Linked DNA regions of Homo sapiens: regions 2, 3 and 4 are each linked to region 1. A link is an interaction called in ENCODE POLR2A ChIA-PET data of the cell type or tissue named here. Cell type or tissue: MCF 10A. All regions are shown on one strand.

What was found. ChIA-PET counts read pairs that join two places held together with the same protein. Peaks named below come from ENCODE experiments on the same cell type or tissue, not always from the same donor. Only the 100,000 strongest peaks of a DNase experiment are listed, where the experiment ranks them.
Region 2: POLR2A ChIA-PET joins it to region 1 with 6 read pairs; 4 of 35 experiments call an interaction of 5 or more read pairs at or near these places.
Region 3: POLR2A ChIA-PET joins it to region 1 with 5 read pairs; 2 of 35 experiments call an interaction of 5 or more read pairs at or near these places.
Region 4: POLR2A ChIA-PET joins it to region 1 with 6 read pairs; 2 of 35 experiments call an interaction of 5 or more read pairs at or near these places.

The regions. Positions count from the first base shown.
Region 1 is chr2:55,759,291-55,764,290 of GRCh38, reverse strand. LOC107985811 (a long non-coding RNA gene) reads right to left here. Exons shown (of 3, transcript XR_001739192.2): 1 at 4,952-5,000. Among named protein-coding and RNA genes, the nearest start is that of PNPT1, 68 kb to the right of the region's middle. In MCF 10A, no CTCF peak of the experiment used is centred here; DNase peaks (open chromatin) are centred at 2,600 and 3,100.
Region 2 is chr2:55,854,582-55,859,581 of GRCh38, reverse strand. The region is part of intron 2 of LOC112268416 (a long non-coding RNA gene); the gene reads right to left. Among named protein-coding and RNA genes, the nearest start is that of EFEMP1, 67 kb to the left of the region's middle. In MCF 10A, no CTCF peak of the experiment used is centred here; no DNase peak of the experiment used is centred here.
Region 3 is chr2:55,710,955-55,715,954 of GRCh38, reverse strand. No RefSeq gene overlaps it. Among named protein-coding and RNA genes, the nearest start is that of PNPT1, 20 kb to the right of the region's middle. In MCF 10A, no CTCF peak of the experiment used is centred here; no DNase peak of the experiment used is centred here.
Region 4 is chr2:55,899,171-55,904,170 of GRCh38, reverse strand. All of the region lies in intron 5 of EFEMP1 (EGF containing fibulin extracellular matrix protein 1), which reads left to right. Among named protein-coding and RNA genes, the nearest start is that of EFEMP1, 22 kb to the left of the region's middle. In MCF 10A, no CTCF peak of the experiment used is centred here; a DNase peak (open chromatin) is centred at 2,630.

The DNA of each region.
Region 1 (5,000 bases):
TCCCAACTCCCCTCTCATGGCACTCTTCTGCAACTTACCAAGTGTAACCTCTTAGCCTCTGTTATTTTATCCATAAAGTAGGAATTTATACCTTGCCTGGCCAAAAGTGGGATTGAGGCGGATTACTTCATGAGGGCCTACCTGACAACAAGACCTATGATTCTGGCTTAAATTCCAAAGTTACCATGTTTTTAACTTTTTGCCACAAGACAGGAGTCATTCTCTCCCTGTTCTAATGATTTAGTAATCCTAAGCAAGGCAACAGGCATGAGTTATGCTGACTATTCATGTCTTCTTGATTCATGAGTTTGTGAATTTTAATCATAATCACTTTTCACCAGAGGTAGAGAATCTAGTAAAGTGAGTAGTAGGAGGAAAACCTCAAACTGTGTTCTGTTTACTCCATAAAAAAAAAAAAAAACATGGCTGACATTTTCTTACTCAATAGGACCTTGCCTGTAAAGATTGCTTTGCAACTGACAAGATCCAGGCAAAATAAGCAGCCGTGTCTCTACTTTCACATGTGGAAACTAGTACCAGCTCTACAACCCAGATCTCCTGGCACCTCCAAGAGCTATCTTTCCATTATTTTCACCTCCAGACTTCCATTAAATGATCCTGAACTACTGCAAATAAGAATTTAAAGGCTTTTAGGGGGGAAAAACTCAAAATCTATTCTAGCCACTGTGCTGAAAAGAACATAAACCTTCGAGAAGGACAGACCTAGTGTTCCTCACTCCCAGTTACCTTAAATACTTCTAATTCTCTCAGTTCTCATTTAATTTATAAAATGAGGAATGTGATACCTCCCTCACATGGTAGTTAGCAGAATTAAATAAGATGATATATGTAAGTGTAGGTAGATAGTGGATTCTCTATCAATACTAAATCCCTTAATAATCTCAGCATTCAAGAAATTCGACTTTAGGCCAGGTGGGATGGTTCACGCCTCCAATCCCAACACTTTGAGGACCAAGGCAAGAGGATCTCTGAGGCCAGGAATTCAAGACCAGCTTAGGCAATATAGTGAGACCACCCCCAACCCCGACTCCATCTCTACAAAAAAAATTTTAAAAACTAGCCAGGCATAGTGGCACGTGCCTATAGTCCCAGCTACTCAGGAGGCTGAGATGACAGGATCCCTTGAGCCCAGGAGGTCAGTGAGCTGTGACCATGCCATAGCACTAGAGCCTGGGTAACAGAGAGAGACCTGTCTTTAAAAAAAGGAAAGAAGGAAGGAATTAAAGAAAAAGAAAGAAAATAAATTCTACTTTATTTTGGGCTTAAATCTTTCCTGTTACATTTTTTTTTCTTTTCACACTGTGGAAGATGTGTGTGTGTGTGTAAATCTTTAGTACCTCAATGTATTGTAAGTTTTAGAGTATGAAGGGAGGCTGGGCATGGTGGCTTATGCCTGTAATCCCTGCACTTTGGGAGGCTGAGGCAGGCAGGTTGCTTGACCCCAGGAGTTTAAGACCAGCCTGGGCAACATGGCGTAACCCTATTCTACAAAAAATATATAAAAATTAGCCAGGCGTAGTGCTGCATGCCTGTAGTCCAAGCTACTCAGGGGGTGAGGCAGGTGGATCAATTGAACCCAGGAGGTCAAGGCGGTAGTGAACTGTGATCATGCTACTGCACTCCAGCCTGGGTGACAGAGTGAGAAGAAAGGAAGAAAGGAAGAAAGGGTGAAAGGGAGAGAGAGAGAGAGACAGAGACAGAGAGAGAGACAGAGAAAGGAAGGAAGGAAGGGGAGAGAGAGAGAGAGAGAAAGAGAAAGAAAGAAAAGAAAGAAAGAGAGAGAGAGAAAGAAAGAAAGAAAGAAAGAAAGAAAGAAAGAAAGAAAGAAGAAAGAGAGAAAGGAAATCTGAATATAAACTCTACATCAAGTTAGCGATCCTGATCTTAAGCCTAGCATAGACAGTATGATACTCTATAACTCATTGAGGACCGAGGCAAGAGGATCTCTGAGGCCAGGCATTTATGGGAGGCTCCTTGTGTCATATCAGGGAAGAGAAGCCCTGAATAACCAAGAAACAAAGAAAAAAAAGAGACCTGAATCACTTGCTGTTGGGTTTTTGTTTGTTTGTTTGTTTAATAATTGTAGCAGATGAAAAAGTAGTGGAAAGATCCTAACAGGCAAAGTGCTACCCATTTGCATCTTGTACAGCATTGTTTAAACTCTGAAAACAGGGGGAATTGATTCCTCTGCCCAGATTTCCCCTGATAGTGGCAGTTTAAAAACAAAACAAAACTGGACTTGACTCTCACAAAATATTTTCCTTAAAAGCCTTGCAAAAGATCCTAATGGTTTTCAAAGGCCAGGCCTCAAAAGCAAAATGATTTTGCAAAAGCCAACTCTGGTTTTGTTGAAACTACCATGGCCAAATGAAAACTTCACCCATCTTTCATGAGTTAAAGCAGCAGCAGAGCAGCATACCAAGCAAATGGCAAGGCTACGGTCAATGTAACTTACATTGAGAAAATAATGACAGTTCAGATTTGAAGGAGCTCAGAGTCAAGCTTTATCCCCAAACAGAGACTCATTAAGCACATAGTGTACTAACCACAGCATACCCTACAGGGATAAATTCAGAACTCTTGGCATATGAGATGTTAGGGCTGGAGCAACTCTGAACTTCTTTTACAAAGGCATGAAAAACATGAGAAGCATGCCTCTGAACCTGAGCCAACACATAAGACTGCCATGCCCTCCTGTTTGGGCAAGAAATTGAAAAACACTTAACCTTCGGATGGTTATCTGTCCTCATTATGTTATTCCAATCCGTAAAATTCTGAAGATGGAAAACTAAAGCTAAAATTTGAGTAACTGGGAATAGGGTGAGGAAGACCCTATATCTAAACTCAACTTCACATTGCCAATTACTATCACTAATATTACTACTCTTACCTCTTCTAGCAGTAGACTTCAGTGGGTACTACAGGTTTATTTGCCAAAAAATTGCATAGATATGTTTTGGAAAAAAATACTGTGTTTGAGGAGCAAATGATATGAGGCAACAATGCTTGTTGGAAAAAACACAATGAAAAGAAAAAGGAAACAGCAATCCAAGGAAATTGAAAAACTAGGATAAACAAAGTGAGTGATGAAATCACATAGTGAGGAAATCCATAAAGCAAGATTAGGACATGCACACAGAGAAATAAATATAAAATGGAGAAGGGAAAAAGCAAAGAGCAGACATAAGAAAAATTTTTAAATGACAAAGGAAGAGAAAAGGGCATAGGAAGACAGGGTTAGAGGAAGTGAGGGACTAAGCACTTGTAGGACAAGAAGAACACACTTGCAAACATTTCAAAAGGCACCCAGGTAATGGGACAAAATGATCTTGGAAAATGTTTGTCTTTGAGATGTTTTACATTTGCATTATTTGGTCCTGTATAAATTGCAGCAAATAAGGTATTTTTAATTGTGTTCAAGTACTAGACAATGTAAGTCAGACTTTTTAAACTATCAATGTATAATTATGCCTCAGAACTTTTTCCCCAATAAGCATATAAGCAGTTGAAGTCAATATAAAGTTACTATGATGGAAAAATACAATGAGTATTAAGGAGTCCTGTGGGGGTAATTGTGCATGAAAGAACACAAAAACACCTAACCTTTCCCCTTGGAGAAATATTAGGAATTTCAAATAGAGGAGAACACAGTCTAAGTGTCAAGCAAGCTTAATATCTTGCCCTTATGCGTAATAGAAGCAAAATTAGACTCATACTTAACTGGTCCATTTCTCAAAGAGTAATTATTTCATCATACCATTCTAAAGCCATCTTAATATAGAAATTTTTAACACAGAAACTCAAAGACTGTAGCCAGTAAGCCAGCCACAATGGCACACATATGTAGTCCCAGCTACTCAGAGTATTGCTTGTGCCCAGGAGTTCGAGACTCGCCTGGGCAATGCAGTGAGACACTGTCTCTTAAATAAATAAATAAATAAATAAATAAATAAATAAATAAATAAAGCCTGCAGCCAGTAATGTGAACAGATAAAAAAAATTACAACTTCTAATAATATCTTCCCAAATTTTGAAGCCAGCTTTTCTTTTCTTATTTAACATCTAAAATGTTGTGGTATGCAGAATTTTGGCATGCATTTTAATCTTTGCCCCTGGGATTACTTCTATGGTTATGGTTCATTACATGGTAAAAGGATGTTAATGATCTAATGAAGGTTTCTAATCGCCTGACCCTAAAATAGAGAAATTATTCTGGATTATCCAAGGGGACCCCAAATAATCACATTTACCCTTAAAAGCAGGAGAGGAAGTCAGAGAGATGCAATAGAAAAGGGAGTCAAAGGAATTGAAAGTATGAGAAAGATGTAATGTGCTGTTGTGGGCTCGAAGGTGAAGGGGGCCATGTAGGAGGCATGAGTATAGGAACTGAATTCTGACAACAACCTGAATAAGTTTGTGCTTTAAAATGTAAGTCCTATTATTATTCAGGTATGGTGGGCCAAAAGATCAGAAGACAGTTGTCATTAAAAAGACAGTTTGTTACAGCTGCCAAAAGGAGGGGGCACGCCACACCACACAGGGAAGCACCAGGGTTGGTCAGGACACAAGAATCCTAATTGTGGTTTCCATAGGAAGAAATGGGTGAGGCAGAGTATGAAGGTTTAGAACTGGCTAGTTAGAAAAATTACATTGGGTTCTGGAGAATAGAGGTTTTCCCCACGTGCCTGGTACCTGGGCCCTGGGATAATTGTGCAAGTGGAAAGAGGTCCTGAGTGTGAGTCTGATAAATGAGGTGGTTAGGGTATGGGCTCTGAGTTTGCTAATCTGCATATGAAAGGTACACTCAAAGGCAAGTCATTTACTATCTCTAGGAATTGGCTAGCCCTAGAAGGTACAGGCACGGGAGCGCCAGTAAAGTCCCAGTTGTCAAAGCATCAAAAATACAGAAATAAAAAGGCATGATTAATACCTTGGATACAGCTTGGATACAGATTCTTCCCAATAGCCGCCAAAAAGGA
Region 2 (5,000 bases), 95 kb before region 1:
CCTCCCTTGCACCAGCCCCTTCCAAGGTCCTGAAAGGGACCCTATGTTCACATAGTTATATATTTTTGTAAAATTTGTATAATACATTTTAGCTGTATTGGTTAGAATTACTCTTTCATCTTGGGCTCCCCTCATCACACTTCACATGTCACGTGGCTCTGAAGTGCGTCAAAAGTATGTTTGAGATCCAGCCTGGGAAAGTGGAGTTAGGAGAGTGTATTTAGTTTGGATTTAGTAGGATATATTTATATAGTTAACATTCATTTCTATGTATGGTTAATTTGAGCTCCTGTCTGGGGTAGGAATAGCCTCTAGAAATATTCCCACCACCCTCTGTGTTGACCATAGCTGACAGCATGCCCAAAAGTTCAGGGCCAGGAGTCCCATCACACTATAACATTCTACAGCATCCAACAATGGATGTAAATAGCAGAGGAAAAACAAGTTTTGGAATATGCAGAGCTATAAATTAATCTATGGAAAATCCTTCCATTCACCAGACATGTAAAATAATAAGCAGAGGATGTGGTTTTAATCAATGCCTACTCATGAATATACCTAATTATGCAGCATATACAACTATAAATGCACCATACCATGAAAATATTTTCATATATTTCTCTAGGAACTCACCAGAAATTATTCTGACAATAAAAAGTGAGTTGTAACCAAAAAGATGTTCAGATAATACCAAAAGTGATCATTTTTGAGAAGAAGAAATAAATTTCAAATAGAAGTAATAAATAGACTCTTGAGTTGATTAATAAATTAATGGAGAGGACTATGAATCATATGAACACACTGGGGAAGAACATAAATGTCCTGCTACTTTGATCTAGAACACTAATATCAGTGAAGGTAACAGAAAACTGGTAATTATACACCACAACAGGACATCAGAACTCACTGGCTAATGAGTGTGACCATTTCAAAGGATATTTAAGAGTAGTCCCTGCACAAGAACACTTGGAGTGATCTGAACTCATATAGATCTGATATGACAGAAATCTGATAGAGGTTCCCAAATCTGAGAGCAATATCAAAAATTTGCATGATATTGTAATAATGAATTGTGAAATCAAAGAAACTTTTATAAACTACCAATTTAAAAAAAACTTAACCAGGCTAGAGGAAAACCTGGTTTATTTTACTGTTCTTTCTACAGAAAATAATACAAAATTGCATTTATTGGCAACCAGAATATGCATTAAAAAAGTAGGAAAAAAGTATTACAAAGGAGTGTTAGGCAGTTAATTAACAAAAAATGTTATTTTCCCAGACTTTGAGATTTTTGCTGTATTTATCAGCTTTTAAAATGTATAATTTATTGTAATTTCTTACATCATTCTAAATAAAAATTTACTTTTGTGTCTAATTTTGTACTTACAATTTTATATTTTTTTTCTTTAAAGTGAGCCTTCAAATACATATAAGCTTCATTCAAAACCTGGATACATCCCTGGAATAAGAGCACAAAGCAGTTCTGCCACTAGCTTAAATAGTGCTTTTGTGCAAATTAGAAAGGACACATATTCTGGGCCTTGCAATATTTGACTAGGCAGAAAAAAGGTACATATTGTAGGTACAGGAAGTGGCCCTTTATTTCAAACTTTCCCCACTGCCAATAGCAACATTTACTCTTGTTAATAGCAACTGTAGATTAAAGAGTTACCGATGTCTCGCTCAAGCTGAAGAGTTGAAAAATATATTTCAACCCTTGGTCTCCACAGATGAGTTTTTCTCATGGTGCTTCAACATTCTATTTCCCCTGCTTGTCTCTTAGCAGTGATTATCTGCCTTGACTTCCCTTTAAGATCTATTGACCAGCCATTAATAAAAAGGCAAAGACCTCAAAGAGGTCAATCTGTGACTGTCTAAACCCCTGATCATACCCCAGCTCCTGGATCTTGCCTTATAATTCTAGTATCATTCACTTCAATAAACATTTTACTGGGCATCTGCCCTGTGCCAGGCACTATGTTAAGTACTAAGGAAGCAAAGATAAAAATGGCATGGTCTCTGACCTCAAAAAACTTACAATATGGTGGGGAAAATAAACAATGTTTTGGGTTCCATTTTTTTTAAAGTCACTATTTCTCGACCATCTATTATTCATAAGCTGCTTTCAACCCCTTATCTGACTCCTCACATTCACCCTGTGAAGAAGGAATTATTAGTTTCATTTTACTGGTGAAGAAACAGATTCAGTGATTTGTTTAGGCCCAAATATCAAGCAGGGGCAGAACCAAGACTGGAAACAAGATCCGTCTTTCTCCAGAGACTGAATATGTTCTTAGGGTAGCATAGCTGAGGGCAGTTAACCCTGATCAGAGCAGGTCAGTGAAAGCACACCTGTGCTGATCTTAAAGGTAGAATAGGATTTCTTCAAGTAAGGAAAGGGTGTTTCAGCAGAAAGGAATTTATGCACAAAGGCAAGGAAGCAAAACACAACAAGCAACATGTCAAGAAACCTCGTAAACCTCGTTGTTCCAAACACTCAACCAAGATCCTGACTCCTAATAATGAATCATGTGGTGAAAAATCTCACTCCATCCATCAGTTTATTTACCTAACCTTTTTTCTCTCTTTCCTTACTCCTCTTCATAAACATGGATACAATGGCTGTTTAAACACCATATCTACTTTTAAGGAATATACAGTTTATTGGAGAGACAAAGTAATCAAATAATCTTACAGACGAATGTAATTTTAGAAATTACATGTTAATATACTTTGCACATTGCAACTGTGACACGTGCTACAAAAAAAGGAATGTGGTGCTACAGGAGCCTATAAGGAGAAACTCAAATGACCTACTCAAGCCTCCCTGGAAAAGTGTCTCTTGAACTGAGATCTTAAAGATGAGTAGGAGTGGCCGGGCGCGGTGGCTCACGCCTGTAATCCCAGCACTTTGGGAGGCCGAGGCGGGCGGATCACGAGGTCAGGAGATCGAGACCATCCCGGCTAAAACGGTGAAACCCCGTCTCTACTAAAAATACAAAAAATTAGCCGGGCGTAGTGGCGGGCGCCTGTAGTCCCAGCTACTTGGGAGGCTGAGTCAGGAGAATGGCGTGAACCCGGGAGGCGGAGCTTGCAGTGAGCCGAGATCCCGCCACTGCACTCCAGCCTGGGCGACAGAGCGAGACTCCGTCTCAAAAAAAAAAAAAAAAAAAAAAAGATGAGTAGGAGTTAACTACATAAAATAGGTAGGGAAAAACATTCAGAAAGGGATCTGCTCATGCAAACATCCTTTGGAGGGAGGGAACATTTTCTGGGACCCAGTCCAATCAACCAAAATACCAGTGTAGCTGGAGCCACAGATAAGGCTGGCTACAGTATAATCTATAAAGAGTAAAAACACAACTTTAAAGTAAAGAAGTAGTAAAGAGCAAAGTAAAGAGTAAAGACACAACTTTAGAGTAAAGAAGTTGTGTCTTTACTCTTATATCAATGGGAAGGTATTTAAATATTTTAAGCAGGTAAGTAACAATCAGATTCACACTTTGGAAAAATTCCGTTTAGCCTGGAGATAGGTTGGAAGTGGGCTCAGATGGATGCAGGTTAGAAAGCTATTGCAGCAGCCAGGGGAAAGATGACATGTTAACTTGGGCAGGAGTGTTGCTAGAGAGCATGAGAAGTGAACAGATTATATTGTATATAGGAGATGAAAACTAGGACTTAACAATGGATTGGAAGCAGAAAGTGAGGCAGAGGAACATGCTGAGAATGAGTATAGGTTTCTGGCTCCCATAATCTGATAGGCAGGCAATTGTTTCCAAGTAGATTCATGGATCTATCTGAGCTTCTCCCATGTTGGAGCTCTATCACCTTCAACAGCTGACTTCCAAGGTCACTGTGCTCATCCCACATCAGGAGGTGGGTGGAAAAAAGCATGAAGGATAGAATCTGAGAACTTGTTAGGGGGAAGGTGTGGAAGGTGCTTACATCACTCTGCTCTTCTTCCTTTGGCTGCAAGGAAGGCTGGGAAACAGAGTCTGGCTATCTCTCCAGGAAGAAGAGCAAACAGGTTTGGTCACTAGTTAGCAGTCTCTGCCTCAATGGGCAAGCTAGAAAATGAGCATATTCTTTATTCTGGTCATGGAAGTGTTCCATGGGGACAGAGAACAGTTTTCTACCTTTCGGATTTGTTTACTTTCACTTATTTCTCCTTATCCCTATAGCTCTTTTCTTTACAAAAGTAACTAGAGTTCCCCACTTGCATATATTCATTTTTAATGGGGGCAAATCACCTTTCCAATACTATTTATTTATTTAGTAGATATTTAGTTGTCTGCTATCTTAGCCTAGTTGTTTACTTCATGTCTAAGGACGGCAGGAACAAAGACAACTAATATTTTATTCTTAAAAAGTGGGGATGAGAGGGGTAATTAGAACTGGGTTTTTAATTTATAAGAAAAAAGTATGCACAAATATCATTTCCTTGGTGTTATTTCTAATGACCAAATAAACAAAAACAGTTTAAATGTACATAACGAGAAATGGCTAAGTTAAAATTACGGTACATCTGTATGTAGAATATTGTGCAGTGACTAAAATCATATTTATAAAGAGAATTTTTAGAGTGGGGAACGTTTACAATACAGTGTTAAGTGGAAAATAGCAGGAAGTGCTATCTCACTTACATAAATATATATATGTAAAGAAGATAGCTAGAAGAGAAGATTTTGAATGTTCCCAACACAAAGAAATGATAAATGTTTGAGCTGATATATATATGCTAATTAGCTTGATTTAATCATTACACATTGTACACATACATCAAAATATCACTCTGTACCCCATAAATATGTACAAATGTTATGTGTTAATTAAAAATAATAATTTAATTTTTAAAAAAAGAAGAGTGCATAACCAAATGTTAACTGTAGTTATTAGGTTGGTGCAAAGTAATTGCAGTTTTTGCCATTAAAGGTACTGAGGTAGGATTATATTTCTGAGGTAGGTTTAAAGGAACAGTATATTCCCCTCTCTGTACTTTC
Region 3 (5,000 bases), 48 kb after region 1:
CCCTCTTCCAGAACTGCCCCCATTGCATTACCCCAGGAGTGCTAGTCACACAGGATACAATGAGTCGGGCCAGGAGTGGCCTCTGGCATCCTCAGCTCCACTTCTGTACCTGGTGATGTCATTCTGGTTGAGTTCAAAATTCATCTTTCTCAGGAAGCTTTCCTGGAATTCTTCAGCAAGCAGAAGTCTGTGCACAGGGCTTCTATCATAGCACCTTGCCATGTTTGTTTGTTTGTTTGTTTTGAGACAGTCTAGCCCTGTCGCCCAGGCTAGAGTGCAATGGCGTGATCTTGGCTCACTACAACCTCTGCCTCCTGGGCTCAAGCGAGTCTCCTGCCTCAGCCTCCAAGTAGCTGGGATTATAGGCACCCACCCCCACGCCCAGCTAATTTTTGTATTTTTAATAGAGATGGGGTTTCACCATGTTGGCCAGGCTGGTCTCAAACTCCTGACCTCAAGTAATCTGCCCACCTCCGCCTCCCAAAGTGCTGGGATTATAGGCATGAGCCACCATGCCGGACCACCATGGTTTCTTTTGAAGCTACCTGGCTGTGTGTTTGTTTCTTTCATTAACAGAGTTAAGGGCAAAGTCCATGACTTACTAATCTTTATAGCTCCATCTCCTAGCCCAGTGTCTCATACATTCAATAAATGTTGGTTAAACTGAAATGCTGTGTTCATGCCATCTCACTTTCAGGACTGATTTTCTAGAGAGGAATTCTGACTTATAGTACATATCTTTACATCATCTATAGTCATCATACACAAAGCTGGCTAAATATCAGAATCTCCTGAAGAGTTTTTTTGTTTTGTTTTATTTTAAATATAGCTTCCTGGGCCAGGCACGGTGGTTCACACCTGAAATCCCAGCACTGTGGGAGGTCGAGGCAGGCAGATCATTTGAGGCCAGGAGTTCGAGACCAAAGTGACTGACATGGTGAAACCCTGTCTCTACTAAAAATACAAAAAAATTAGCCAGGTGTGGTGGCACACACCTGTAGTCCCAGCTACTCAGGAGGCTGAGGCAGGAGAATCGCTTCAACCTGGGAGGCAGAAGTTGCAGTGAGCTGAGATCATGCCGTTGCACTCCAGCCTGAGTGACAGAACAAGACTGTCAAAAAACAAAACAAAACAAAACAAACAAACAAACAAAATATATATAGGAATTGAGTGTATTACAAAGATGCCATTTCATATCATGGGGGAATGGATAGCAACCATTTCTCCAATAGTGCTAATTTTCATAATTTCCCTAGGCCATAATGTGATCAGTACTTTAATAATTTGATCGTGATACAGAACTGATGCTGACTACATGTATAAAAGCATAGGACACAAAGCCACTTTGCTGGAATGAGTGGCTACTCTAAGGTATTTATTCACCTGGGCAATGCGTTTGCTCTTACGTTTACCTTTGATGTTTACGAGGTATGCTGCAAGTAAAATTGCCAGGTCAAGGCCAAAGATTAAAGAAAAGAATAAGTGGAGGGAGTGGAATGTAATGAAAGTGAAGAAGTTTATTTTGTCAGTTTTAATATAATTTATTATTTTTAGCATCTAATAACTAAAGATATTTATATTCAAAATTCCTTTATTATTGAAATCCCTGCAGCAAAAATAACTTTGATACTGCCCCTCTAAAAATTCTCCAACTCCTAATTTCCTTAATCTCCGGAAACAATGGTTTTGATAATATACTTTTCGTAGTGATAAGCATCTTAGGAATGATACTATTGGCTTACAACAGAATAAGTTATATTTAATAAATAGTATTGCCTGACCTTATGGAACTTACAGATGAAGGGAAGAAGAAACCATTAAACAACATCAACATGACCAAACCTGAACTCACCTTTTTTCTCCCAAATCTAGACTTCTTCACATCCGTTTAAGAGAAGCATACCATGGCTTACTTGACTCTGGCCACTACATATTTCTCCAGCCTCATCTCTTGCCACTTTTTCCCTCAAACATTCCTTTCCAGGCCATGCGCCGTGGCTCATGCCTGTAATCCCAGCACTTTGGGAAGATGAGGCAGGTGGATTACCTGAGGTCAGGAGTTTGAGACCAGCCTGGCCAACATGGTGAAACCCCATCTCTACTAAAAATACAAAAATTAGCCAGGCGTGGTGGCAGGTGCCTGTAATCCCAGCTACTCTGGAGGCTGAGGCACAAGAATCACTCAAACCCAGGAGGCTGAGGTGGCAGTGAGATCGCGCCACTGCACTCCAGCCTGGGTGACAGAGCAAGATTCCGTCTCAAAACAACAACCACAAAAATTCCTTTCCAGATAAAATAAAATCACTTCACTTTTCTCACTTCCTGGTTTTTATATATGTGTTGCCTCTGCTTTAATCACTCTTTTCTACCCCTTTATCACTTGCCTACTTAGCAAGCAGCTCTTCACCTACTCTAGGAAGCTTGACCTGACACCCTCCTCACTAGTTTGTGTTGGCCTCTTATCTCTCTGCTCCCTATGGCACCCTGCACTATGCCCATCATAGCTGCTACTACGCTGAATTGTATTTATCTGTTTACTTCTCTCCTTCACCACCAGACTATAAACTCGCTGATGGTAAGAATTGTGCCTATTATGTTTACTCCTATACCTCTAGGCTTAACACAATCCCTGGGACATGGCAGGCTTCAATAGTTCATTGGTTAAATGGATGGATGGATGAATGAATGAATGAATGAATGAACAGTGTGATAATTGTTACAGAAAAAAATTATCAAAAAGTGTCAAGATCACCTTCAGGTTTGATGATTCACTGAAAGGACTCACAGGATTCAGAAAAGCTATTACACTCACAATTATGGTTTACTACAGCAAAAGAATGCAGACTTAAGTCAGCAAAAAAAAAAAAAAAAAAAAGGTATATAGGGCAGACTCCATGAGAAACCAAGAACAAGCTTCCAGTTGTCATCTCTCAGAGGAATCTCACAGACAGCACTTAATTCCCCCAGTTAAACAATTCGTGATAACAAGCACAAAGTGTTGCCAACCAGGGAACCCCACAAAGCCTTTGTTCAGAGGTTTTTATTGGGGTCAGTCACATAGGTGTGGGATACCTGCATGACCAACTCTACTTACTCTATCTCCAGCCTCCTTCCAGAGGTCAAACTGATACAGTGTGGCCCAGGGCCTCAGTCACACAAAAACAGGCATTTATCATAAATCACATTGTTAGCATAAACTAGCCACGTAAACCAAAGTCTCAGGTACACAAAGACAGTCTTATCAGAAAGGATATTTTAAGGGCTCAGAGGTTACCTCCCAGGAACCATTCAAGGACCCTTCCTGAAGACCTTTGGAATGTGCAGAATTTGAGGAACCCAGGCCTACTGAGTTAACCCTTTACTTATTACAGAAACTCGGTAGACTCGGGTAGGCTAAAGCAGGCCTCCCAACAGAAACATCAGCTGAGCCGCATACAAACGTATAAGCAGCATAAGCAAAATCACTGAGGCACAAGTGAATATGGCTCTTTGGGGGACTGAAAACTCATTCAGCTCAAGTCTCCTCTATTACAGATCCTCAAGTTTTAAGTCCCTATGACCACCCCTCTCCAACCTGCATTTATCTTCTCTCTAGGCTGTCTTTTCAAAATACTGGAAAAATGCTCCTCACATCATTCCATATTCTTCTTAATCTACTTTTTATGGCATGCAGAACTTTATGCCCCTTTTCTCACAAAGCATTTCTTTCAAAATATGGTCTGTATGTATTTTGAAACTCAAAAAGTATTTATTATTTTCTTTCTTCTTTTTAACAATCTCTCCTAGGGGCACTTAAAGTACCCTAGTTACTTCCTAGGTTGGGGACAATGGTAGGATAGCATAAAATATTAGGAGAGAGGAATAAGTTTATATCTCAAAATATAGACTCATTATACTCATATGTCTCCTTGCAAATTTCTCAAGAGAAAACAGAGTCTCGCCAGGCGCGGCGGCTCACACCTATAATCCCAGCACTTCGGAGGCCGAGGCGGGTGGATCACCTGATGTCAGGAGTTTTAGACCAGCCTGATCAACATGGTGAAACCCCTTCTCTACCAAAAATGCAAAAAATTTAGCCAGGTGTGGTGGTGGGCATCTGTAATCCCAGCTACTTGGGAGGCTGAGGCAGGAGAATCGCTTGAACCTGAGAGATAGCGGTTGCAGTGAGCCGAGACCACACCACTGCACTCCAGCCTGGGCAACAGGAACAAAACTCCGCGAAAAAAAAAAAAAAGAAAGAAAGAGAGAAAGAAAGAAAGGAAGAAAGAGAGAGAAAGAAAGAAAACAATGTCTTATATATCACTTGAATTCCCAGTTGCACATTGCTCATGAATTTATATTAGGCCAAGTCTGCATGGCCATGCTCTACAATTAAATAAAATGATAAATGTGAAGAGTGCTGCAATGAACATACATGTGCATGTATCTTTGTAATAGAATGATTTATATTCCTTTGGGTATATACCCAGCAATGGTATTGCTGAGTCAAATGGTATTTCTGGTTCTAGATCTTGAGACACGGAATCAACCCAAATGCCCATCAATAATCGACTAGATAAAGAAAATGTGGTACATATACACCATGGAATACAATGCAGTTACAAAAAGGAACAAGATCATGTCCTTTGCAGGGACATGGATGGAGCTGGAAGCCATTATCTTCAGCAAACTAACCAGGAACAGAAAACCAAACACTGCATGTTCTCACTTATAAGTGAGAGCTGAACAATGAGAACACATGGACAAAGGAGGCAAACAACACACACTGGGGCCTGTCAGGGTGTGGGGTGGGGGAAGGGAGAGCATTAGGAAAAATAGCTAATGCATGCTGGGCTTAATAACTAGGTGATGGATTGATAGGCACAGCAAGCCACCATGGCACACGTTCACCTGTGTAACAAACCTGCACATCCTGCACATGTACCCCAGAACTTAAAATTAAAGTTAAAATTAATTTTTAAATGATAAATGTGAAAACAACATACTGCCTACATTCAACA
Region 4 (5,000 bases), 140 kb before region 1:
CACAGCACTCAAGTATGAAAATCAGTCTTCTAAGGAAAAAGCAAAAATTCAGGGAGTACCTGCTAGGGTAGGGGCCAGGACTATATTCAAACATACATTTGTGGAGAAAAAGCAAAAACGGAGCAAACAACTGAGCCATACCTTTATCTTCCAGGCGCTGCTTCTTACCCTGAAAGACAGGACCCCCTGTAAGAGAAATGACAGGCAGAAAAAAAGTTGTGGAATGTAACTGGGAGGGAGAAAGAGAGCAAGACAAGGGAGTTGAGGACAATGAGCAATCACAAGACTATACCAATCAAAAGTAGATTCTCCTAAAGTATCTCATAAGATATTGTAATTACCAACTGTCCACTCATATATGTATGTATACATATATATGTATACATGCATATATATTTGTATAAATGCATATGTCCCTCAAAAGACTGATGAAGGAAAATAGAAAAGGTGACACCTAATAAATTGGTTTTGCTGTTTTTATAAAATTGGCTAAAGAAGTCTTTAGATTTGGGATTCAATTGTTTAATATGTTTTTTAGAATCTCCTGTGTGTTATGCATTATAGATTAGTGCTTCTCAAATATTAATGAACATATCAGTTCCCTGGGGATCCTGTTAAAATGAAAATTCTGATTCTGGGTAGGTCTGGGTTAAGGCATGACATTATACATTTCTAACAAGCTCCCTGGTTTTGTTGATGTATGCAGAACCTGTCTTCCAGTAGCTGACAGTATCCTTCCTACCAAGAAACTGATATGTCTAATGGATTCTTCATCTTCTACTTTCTGCAGCAGCAAATGGGGTATAATCTGGATAGAGTCAAATTTGCATGTGGTTACTTTTCAAAAATACATTTTTCTCCTTTGGTTAGATACTGTTTCTCCAATACAAATTACATTGTAACAGCTATAGCTATAAATCACAGATATTTCCCTCTCTTACTAATTAATAGAATTTTCTCCTGTAGTGGAATGTTTTTATGCTTGAATGCTCAAGAGGATTCCAGAAAGTAGTCTTTGGCAGCAAAGGGTGGTGGAAACCCCATGAAACTAAGCAAGAGACAAAAGTTCCCATTTGGGTCTTCCCCTAAATGACTTGCTGACTTTATTAAATCAGTTTATCTTGCTGGATAGTTTTCTCAGCTATTAAAATTAAGAGTTGTCCTTTCAGCTCTTACTTGAAATTATTTACAAAGAACAGGAAAGAGAAAGAGACAGAGAGAAAATGAGTGCACTTTGTCTAGGCTGTAAGCCTTGTGGATGTATGGTGATGATATGGTTCTTGATTGATATATGCCTGGCATTTAAGCTGTTTCCATTGATAGTTCATTTTTGCCTTTTGGATGGCATTTTTATCAGGAAAACATACCGAGGCAAGTCAAAATCCACCTTGGGAAGAATGCAGGTGCATTCTGTGATTATAATAGAATTAATGACTCAGAAGCAAAAAACCAGCTGGTTCTAATCACCTGAATCTTTATTGACAAAACAGTTCACACCTACTACTAGTTGTTTGCTAAAAGTCTGCACCAAATCACTGAAGCTTTAAAAGCTAGATCACTGCAGTCTTTTCCCCAGGCACTGACATGGGTAATTACGGTATTGTGGTTCATGCCACAGCCCCAGACTTCATTTCAATCCTAGCTTGGAAAGGAGTTATTTTTATTTTGGTGCGCAGGAAATAAACTTTTTGCATATATTAATATAACCCCATGTAAAATGTAAAGGTGCCAGCACTAAATGTGACCAGCCCTTTGTTATGTTCTTGATTCTTGAATTAAGGTTTCCCATCTTCACTGGAGACGAGTGCCTTTCGGCAAAGAACTATCTGTTTAAAGTCTGAATTAGTTCATTTCACCTTTTGGAATTTCTTTCAGCCTCCAACTCAAACCATGCTTACAACCAAAGCCATGAGTCTTGCCTGAGTTTACGTATTATTTTCCATCACATATGAACCATAAGGAAGTCTATGTGCTAGTTAATCTGTTACTGCATAACAAATTACTCCAATGCTTAGTGACTTAAAACAACAAACATTTATTACCTCACCTTTTCTCTGGGTCAGGAATCAAGTTGTGGCTTAGCTGGGTCCTCTGACTTTGGGTCTCTGACAAGGCTGCAGCTCATTCAAAGCTCGACTGGAAAAGATCCACTCCCTAGCTCAAATACTAGTGGTTGCTGGCAGGATTGACTTCCTGCCTCTGTTTCTCATAAATTCTTCCACCTTCAATTCCTTGCCACATACACTTCTCCATAGAGCATCTCACAACATGGCAGCTTTCTTAGCAAGTGAGGGGGCAAGAGAAGGTTCCAGCAAGAGAGAGGATGCTAATAAGACCAAAGTTAAGAGTCTTTAGTAACCTAATCATAGAAGTGGCAACCCATCAATTTTGCCATATACTGTTCGTTGGAAACAAGCCCCTGGTGTGAATGCCAAGATGTTGGCATCATTGAGAGCCATGTCAGAAGCTGCCTACCACAATCTAGAATTAAAATTCTCCCTGAGTTGACTCCAACCATTTAGAGTTAAACCTAGAATTTTAAATGATTTCAAAAAGCAAAATAGGAATTCAGAGCAAAATATACCCCCTCCCCAGCAGTGCAAGAGGCTGTATGACTCATGCAGATAGGCAGCCTAATGGGTGTGGTCAGTAGCACAGGCAAAGAAGAACCTGGCTGTTTCTAGAAGCTCCTTTTGAGTAAACGTAGCCTTTTCTTCACTGACCTGAGTCTTCTAAAATGCTATCAATCCTCCTCAAAAACACTCATAAATGATTCCATCTCCTTCAATTTTAAAACTAGTTTAAAGTCTTTTACTCCACTCAACAAGTAATTTTCATAAAACAAAAACTTTAAGGACAAGCATAAAAACTCTTTATTGCTGATTAACATGTACTCACATGCTTGTTACATAAAAGACATTTAATAAACACTGCTCTTGCTTTATGTTACCTTTTGTCCTAGACATTCCAATATTTGTGTTTGTTAGGGAATCATGGATATCACATTCTCCATCTCTCTCCTAGAAATCCCTGTTCTGTTCTGTTCACATTTTTCTTCCCACAGTCTATTCAAAAACCTGCTCCTAGAATCATCACCTTTATGTTTAAATATGTTTACATCGTTTCTTTTGCCCCAAAAGTCTACTAGAAGACATGCACTGAACATATCCTAAGATTACAATAAATAGGTTGTTTAAGAGTTAAAACTTCAGAAGCAACAAAATCTAACATGAATTTTCTTGGGGTCCCAAGGAATAGGTATCTCAATAAGAGGCAGGATAGTGGCTTATTTTTCAACAAAGCGGCACTAATGAAGTAGGATAGCACTCTGAGGAAAAGAGGAAAGATATATGACTAAAAATCGATAAAGGTAGAAACCAATTTAACAATAATAGCAGGACCTATAATATGAGATGGTGGCATGAAGGGACAGCTGCCAGCCACATCCAGTTTCCCCATGAAGAATACTCTAGTAGCCAGATTGTCAATTAACCAGAGAGAAAAATAGAGAAAAGGCTAATTCAGCTATTAGAAAGTATAACTAAAATCCAAAGCAAAGTTTTGGGTTTTTTTGGTAAAGAAGATAGAAATAGACCAAACATTCTTAAATTGCTTTTAAAAGTGCATAATACAGCTCTGTATGGAGCACAGTACATTTTCTCCTTAGTTTACTCTCCCCCAGATTATTTTCCAGATTTCTCCAGGTGTTTCTCATGCCAATAATAAAAACCTCTGTGAGCCAGTTGAGTGGGTTGTGGGATAAATGGGTGCCTCACAGCCAGGTAGAGGCCAACCCGGAGCATCCCGGGAAGGCTGGTCTAGTCCACGAAGAAGGCAGTGAGAGTTGGTGGGGGGGATCGTGGGGGCAGTCAGATCTGATTCCCTTTACAGTGAAGCCCAGAGGGGAAAAAAGCATTCTGCTCATAAGATTTCCTCATATTCAGCCATCCATTTGCTAATATATTCTCTTGACATAAGTAGCCCCACTAAATTCCTCTTTCCTCATCACCAACTCTAAAATGACAGTTTAAGGATTATCCTTTCTGCCACTTACCACGAAACTCAGCTCCAAGCCAGTTTGTTGTAGGTTTCTGAACTTAACCGCATAGCTCACAACTGAGTGTCTAATCAATCATTCTATGACTGAATCCATCTGGAACAAATTTGAAGAAGTGGCCATGTAGGTTTCTTTAGGGGAAAAAAAAATTAAACTGAAACCAGAGTTGATTTTTTCAAAAGTTCAGAAGAAAAAAAATTATAAAACTTAGCAATGACTTCCCCCCCAGAAATTGTTCATGCTCTCTGAATAAGACTTATTCTGTCCTACCCCATTCTGCATTGCATTTAATCCTTCAGAGAGGTGACCTGTGAATGTGTTGCAGCAGAGTCCACTTTCCTGATAATGAGCTCATGGTCACTACTTGGGTAGAAGGGAAGAGGGATATGGTGTGGCCAGGTGGTCACCATAACCTCATGTTGCTCTTAAATTCCCAAACACACAGGGCTCAACTGAGAGATTATGTAACCAAAAGAGCCTGTTTCTGGTCAATTCTTGCTAGACCACTGGTTTTTGCCCCATACGCATTAAAGGATAATTTAAATAATGCAGCCAGGTAGATTTAAGTACTAGATGGTTTTTAGAACTCCATCTTTCCTTTCCTTGCTAGGCCCAAATTGTTAATGTAAGTTTAGGATATACTTCTCCATATATACCCTTAAGTCTGCACCATCCATGCATTTGTTCAATCTTTAATGATTTATTCATCAGTTCATGCATCAATGCATTCAATTAACACGTGTTCAAACTGTACTAGAAGCCTAGGCACACCACCTTTCTTACAAGGACTTCCTAGTCTGTCTGAAGATGTAACATAAGGTCAGACTTTTAAAAATTAAATGATACAAATAATTCAGCTCAATAATTCAAGTCAACAGACCCTAGTTGAGAGCCTCAGTCCCCACATCATCAGTGGTAAGTGGCGATTACTGAAAAATTCTGG